Linked DNA regions of Homo sapiens: region 1 is linked to region 2. A link is a contact called in ENCODE Hi-C data. All regions are on one chromosome and are shown on one strand. The core of a region is the stretch at or near the end of the contact, and the rest is flanking DNA. Distances in the headings are between cores, read along the strand shown.

Region 1 (2,739 bases), core at 184-2,683, 4.9 Mb before region 2:
GACAGATAATACTCAAATCCATTTTTTAAATCAACCGTCAACTCCAGTTTCATGAAAAGTGCTGTCCCCACAGATCCGTGAAGGGCGGTGGGAGGGGTGGTTTGCATGAGAGAGGAGCTCTGCTAAGGTGACTGGAAAGTGCTGCCTGAGACCTGTTCCCTGGAAGCACAGCTCTTTTTGGTTAAATACATAAACTACCATAAAAACCACAATTACAGTGACTACCATGGTGATAATTTCAATGCACTGAATTATATGAAAAAATAAAACAAACAAAACCTGGGACACAATTGAACAGCACAAGAAGTAGGAATGTGGCACAGTCTGTAATTTATGTTTATTGCCATGGGTTTCGACGGACCAAATGGCTCATGCCTGCCTGCACTGTAGCTGAGTCATGTTTGATATCTCAAAGTGGCAGTAAAAAAAATCTTTATGGCTCCCATGCTATTTTCATACCTTATTTATTCTGTTTTTTTCCCCTGTTTTTAAGTCATCTTTTGTATTTTCTTCTTGCTTATTAAGTTGGTTACTATGGAGATCATGACATCAGTCATCTTGACTAAGCTTAATGGTCTTGAGGCAACATTCAGACTAAAAGTTTTGATACTTAAAGTGGCTCAACCCTGGAGAATGAGAGCAGATTGAGAACTGAGGACTGTGGGCTTCAAGCTGCTTCTCTAATGGAACACAGAGGTGAAAGGCAGTCCCTGCCCACTCGACCAAGGCCACGTGGGGCAGCCCTTTGGGAGGACCGCGCCCCCGGCTAACCAGGTACTGCACTTTCCAAGGCCCATTTAATCCTCTGCCTCTGATGAACTCAAATGCCATTTTCCCTCTGGATTTGATGAGTGTGCAAATAAAGATAACCAAACTCAAATTGCTTTAGGAAAATTACTAAACTGTGGAAGGCTTTTAATCCATCTCAGTTTAATTTGAATGTAAAACCTCTCTAGGTTCTCGGTTGTTTTTCCTGATCTTTCACATCTTCCAGGAAGGCAAAACCCATTTTTTAAATAGTTTATTTTTTGTAGAGGTAGGGGTCTCACTGTGTTACTAGGCTGGTCTCAAACTCCTGGCTTCAAGTGATCCTCCTATTTCAGCCTCCCAAAGTGTGGGATGACAGGTATGAGCCACTGTGCCTGGCCCATATCCCATTTGTAAAACTAGAATTTATTAACGGGATGTAACAAGTGAAAGTTTTAATAAAAAGGCCTGAAAGTTAGGCTTATGACACTGTACTTTATTCTATATGCATCTACTGACCTCCAATCACTTCATAATGAATGGAATCACATTTTTATAATTCTTCCATGAGCCAGAGGGAGTCGGCCAGCCCCAGAGGGGCATTCGTGGTCTGTGTTTCATGTGTCTGTCGCTGCTGTCATCCTAGTGGGGTGTTGTTTTTGTACTAGCAGATGTGTTTCATTTCTGCCAATCCCTGCTGACTCATGACCCCTCCTGATGCTGCAGGCAACAGCCAGGGGACACCAGGCCTTTGGGCAGACCCAGCCCCAGAGAACAAATGCGTCAATTCTGTGCTGTTTTGTTTCCAGGCAGATAACGGGTTGCAAGAAGGTTTTTTGAGTCTGAAAAGCCTGACTGTTATGCATCAAAAGTCAAAGTTGATGCTTCCAATGACAGATGCAGAAGAACACATGGGGACAGCGAGCCCACTGTCTGAGGACCAGGAGGAGGAAAGCCAGAGGGGAAGAAGGAGAAATCAGTGCAGCGCAGCCCTCTCCTTCCTCTGGCTAAGGCCAGGAAAGTGGAAGGAAGGGGGCAGGATCCCTACAAAGATTTTGGAGAATACAGGAAGGAGACTGCCTCACAAGGGAGACTCTACTGCCACCTTGTCCTGGGAAGAGTCCAGTGGAGATGGCTGAGGGAACTTCCTGGATGAGGAAGGAAATGAGGCAGCAATGAGCTTCTGAAAGCCCAAAGCAAGGAAAGCGGAGAGGAAGAGAGCACGTAGCTCCAGGGAACACAAGGCCACACTCAGACTGGCCTCAAGGCTGTGAGGATGGGATTCTTCTGCAGCAAGCAGTGAGGGCTGCGGGGGCCTGGATGCCAGGACAAGGGGTGACTTTGCCTGAGGACAAAAGCTGATGTTCTGAACTCAGGATTCCTGTGAGGACAGGCACTACCCAAGCAGCAGGTACCTCCCCTCCCAGCCTCCTCCCCGCCTGCCACGATGCCATGACATTCCATGTCCATGAGCTCCTGAGAACTTGGATGTCTTTCCTACCTGCCTAAAAACATGAAAGAAGAAATCTCCCAAATGGACTCAATGTAAACATTAAATGATTAAATTTACCCAGAATTGATGGAGGTTACTTTTACTCCCATCAGGTGGAATAAAGGCTCAAAGCAGAGACTCAGCTCAATTAGAAAAAAATAGGAAAATAAAAGATGTATCCTTTTGCACACCTGGTTACTTGTCTTAAAAATCTGTATCTGACATAAAAAAGAGGGTTTGTTGTATATCTCTGTACTCTGTATGTTGCTTAGATAAAGCAACATATTGCCAAGAGAAATCATCTTTTTCAATTCAGGAATCACAAGTTTTCATTTTCAAATTCTAAAACTTTATGCTTTTTGATTAAAGAGATAGTAACTTTACCTTTGACTGAGCAATACCATTTCCAGGAATTTGTTCAAAGGAAATCAAAACAAATGTGCTGAAAAATAATAAGGGCAGATATGGTAGCACTGTTCATCGTGATAAAAATTGGGATA
Region 2 (3,050 bases), core at 43-2,542:
TCCTTTCCAATTTTAATGCTCCTTATTTTTTCTTGCCTACATCCTCTGTCTGGAACTTTTAGTACAATGTTGAACAGCAATATTGAAAGCAAACATCCTTGTCTTGTTCTTAATTTTAAAGAGAAAGGTTTCAGTCTTTCACCATTGACCATGGTATTAATCATCAGGTTTTCATAAATGTCCTTTAACATGTTGAGAAAGTTTCTCCCATTTCTAGTTTTTGAGTATTTTTCTCATGAAAGGTTTTGGATTGTGTCAAATTCTTTTTCTGCACTGGTTAAGATAATTATTTTTTCCTTTGTTCTATTAATATGGTGTATTACATTGATTGCTGTTATCTTATTGAATGACTCTGGCATTTCTGTGATAAATCCCATTTAGTTATAATGTATAATCCTTTTAATATGCTATTAAATTGAGTTTGCTAGTATTTCTTGAGGATTTCTTCATCTATAATCATAAGGGATTTTGGTCCATAATTTTCTTATTTCTAGTGATGTCTTTGTCTGGCTTTGGTATCAGGATAAGCTGGCCACATAGAATGAGTTAGAACATGTTCCCTCTTCCATTTTTTGGAAAAGTTTGAGAAGGATTGCTGTTAATTGCTTAAATGTTGAGTAGATTCACCAGTAAAACCATCTGGTCTTAGGCTTTTCTTTGTTGGGAAGTGTTTAATTACTGATATAATTTCTTGTTATATAAATCTGTTCAAATTTTGTTTCTTCATGAGTCAGTTTTGCTACCTTGTATGCTTCTAGAGAATTGTCAATTTCATCCATGTTTTGTAATTTGTTAGCATACAATAGTTCAAATATTCTCTTATGATCTTTTCGTGGTAGAAGGTCTATAGAAATGTCACCACTTTCATTTCTGATTTTAGTTAAGTGCAACTTCTATTTTTTTCTGATTTCAGTTAAGTGCAACTTCTGTTTTCTTCTGATTTCAATTAAGTGCAACTTCTGTTTTTTTCTTCGTCTTGCTAAAGATTTGACAATTTTGTTGATCTTTTCAAGGATCTAACTTTTAGTTTTATTAACTATATCTCTGATGGCTAATTTTATGTATCAGCTTGACTGGTCCCAGACATTTGGCCAAACATCATTCTGGGTGTTTTTGTAACAGTGTCTCTGGATGAGATTAACATTTGAATTAGTAGACTGAGTAATGCAGACTGTCCTTCCTCCCTAATGTGCTTGGGCTTCAACCAGTTAACTGAAAACCTCAACAGTACAAAAAAAACTAAATAAAAAGAAACCCTTCTGCTTGACTACCTTTAGCTGAAACATTGCTATTTTTCTGCCTTTAGACTCAAACTGAAACACTGGTTGTTTTTGAGTCTGAAGCCTGCCAGACTCAAAAAGCCATTGGACTGGAACTTATATTCTCAACTTTTTTGGTTCTCCAGATCTTGGATCTTTTCAGCCTCCATTATCAAGTGAACCAATTCTTTATAATAAATATCTTGATAGAGATAGATAGACAGATAGATAGATAGATAGATAGATAGATAGATAGATAGATAGATTAGATGGATGGACAGAGATATAGATATCTTCTTAGCTCTGTTTCACTGGAGAACACTAATACTAATGTTTCTTCTTGAGTCAGTTTTGCTACATTGTATGTTTCTAGAGACTTGTCAATTTTATCTCTGTTCTGTAATAGTTCGAATATTCTCTTATGATATTTTTGTTGTAGGTCTATAGAAATATCACCATTTTCGTTTAGTCAGGGGAATTAGTCAAGGTCCTCCAGGTTTACTCTGATGTTTTTCTATCCTCTATTTCATTTATCTCTGCTCTAATAATTATTATTTCCTTTTTTAATACAAGCCTTGGGCTTAGTTTGCTTATTGTTTTCTACTTTCTTAAAGTGCAAAATTGGATTATTGATTTGAGATCTTTATTTTTAATGTTGGCATTTACAGCTATAAGTCACCCTCTGAGCACTGCTTTTTCTGCATCCTGTAAGTTTGTGTATGTGTGTTTTTATTTTCATTCATGTTTAGGAATTTTGCAATTTACCAGAGTGATTTCTTCTTTGGTTTATTGGTATTAAAGAGTGTGTTATTTAATTTTATTTTTCACATATTTGTGGACTTTCCAGTATTTTTTGTTGTTGTTGTTATTGGTTTCTAACTTCATGTCATTGTGGTCAGAGAAGATCACTTACATGATTTCAGTCTTTTCAAATTAATTGAAAATTGTTTTTGTGGCCTACCGTATGGTCTATTCTGGAAACAGGCCCAGAAGAAATTGAGAAGAATGTGTATTCAGCTGTTGTGGAATGGAGTGTTCAAAATCTCTGTCAGGTCTAGTTGGTGTATGGTGCTATTCAAGTTCTCTATGTCCTTCTTGGTCTCCATTTCAGTGTTCTATCCATTACTGAAAGTGGGATATTTAAATCTCTAATAGTTACTGTAGAACTATCTATTTCTCCCTTGAAGTCCATCAGTGTTTGCTTCATATCTTTTGGCTCTGTTGTTTGTTGCCTATATGTTTATAAATGCTATGGCTTCTTAAAGAATAGACTCTTTTATTAATATTTAATGTCCTTCTTTCTCTCTTTTAATAGCTTTTGACTAAAAGATCATTTTGCCTGATATTAGTAGAGCCACCCTGGCTTTCTTTTGGTTACTACTTGCATGGAATATCTTTATCCATATTTTTGCTTTGAACCCACATTTATCTTTAGATCTAAAGTAATCTCTGGAATCGTGTTTTTATCTGTCTGACCATTTCTGCCTTTGGGAAAATTTTATCCATGAGCATTTAAAATAATTACTGATAAGGAAGTTCTTAATTCTGTCATTTTGCTATTTGTTTTCTGTATATGTTATACTTTTTTTGTTCCTTATTTCCTTCATTATTGCTTTCTTTTGGGGTTAACTGACTTTTTTTTTTTTTAGTGTGCCATTATTACTTCTTCCTTATTTCTTTTTGTGTGTTTTTTAAAGATATTTTCTCAGTGGTTACTGTGGGAATTATAATTAGCATCCTAAATTTACAGTAATCTATTTTGAATTGATATCAATTTAGCTTCAATAGATA

The links. A loop is a pair of places that touch in the nucleus more often than their neighbours do. Pooled maps may share reads with other maps.
Region 1: a map with no recorded cell type shows a loop between it and region 2 (17-fold over the local background). The contact joins two enhancer-like sites. A Hi-C loop is called at or near these places in 2 of 37 single-sample maps with no recorded cell type and 1 of 50 pooled maps.

What each region holds. Positions count from the first base shown.
Region 1 is chr20:20,209,253-20,211,991 of GRCh38, reverse strand. All of the region lies in intron 17 of CFAP61 (cilia and flagella associated protein 61), which reads right to left. Among named protein-coding and RNA genes, the nearest start is that of CFAP61-AS1, 57 kb to the left of the region's middle. Within about 2 kb of position 1,433, at least 4 of the 41 ENCODE cell types and tissues checked have a DNase peak (open chromatin) inside an H3K27ac peak, as active enhancers do.
Region 2 is chr20:15,315,958-15,319,007 of GRCh38, reverse strand. All of the region lies in intron 6 of MACROD2 (mono-ADP ribosylhydrolase 2), which reads right to left. Among named protein-coding and RNA genes, the nearest start is that of MACROD2-AS1, 390 kb to the right of the region's middle. Within about 2 kb of position 1,292, at least 2 of the 41 ENCODE cell types and tissues checked have a DNase peak (open chromatin) inside an H3K27ac peak, as active enhancers do.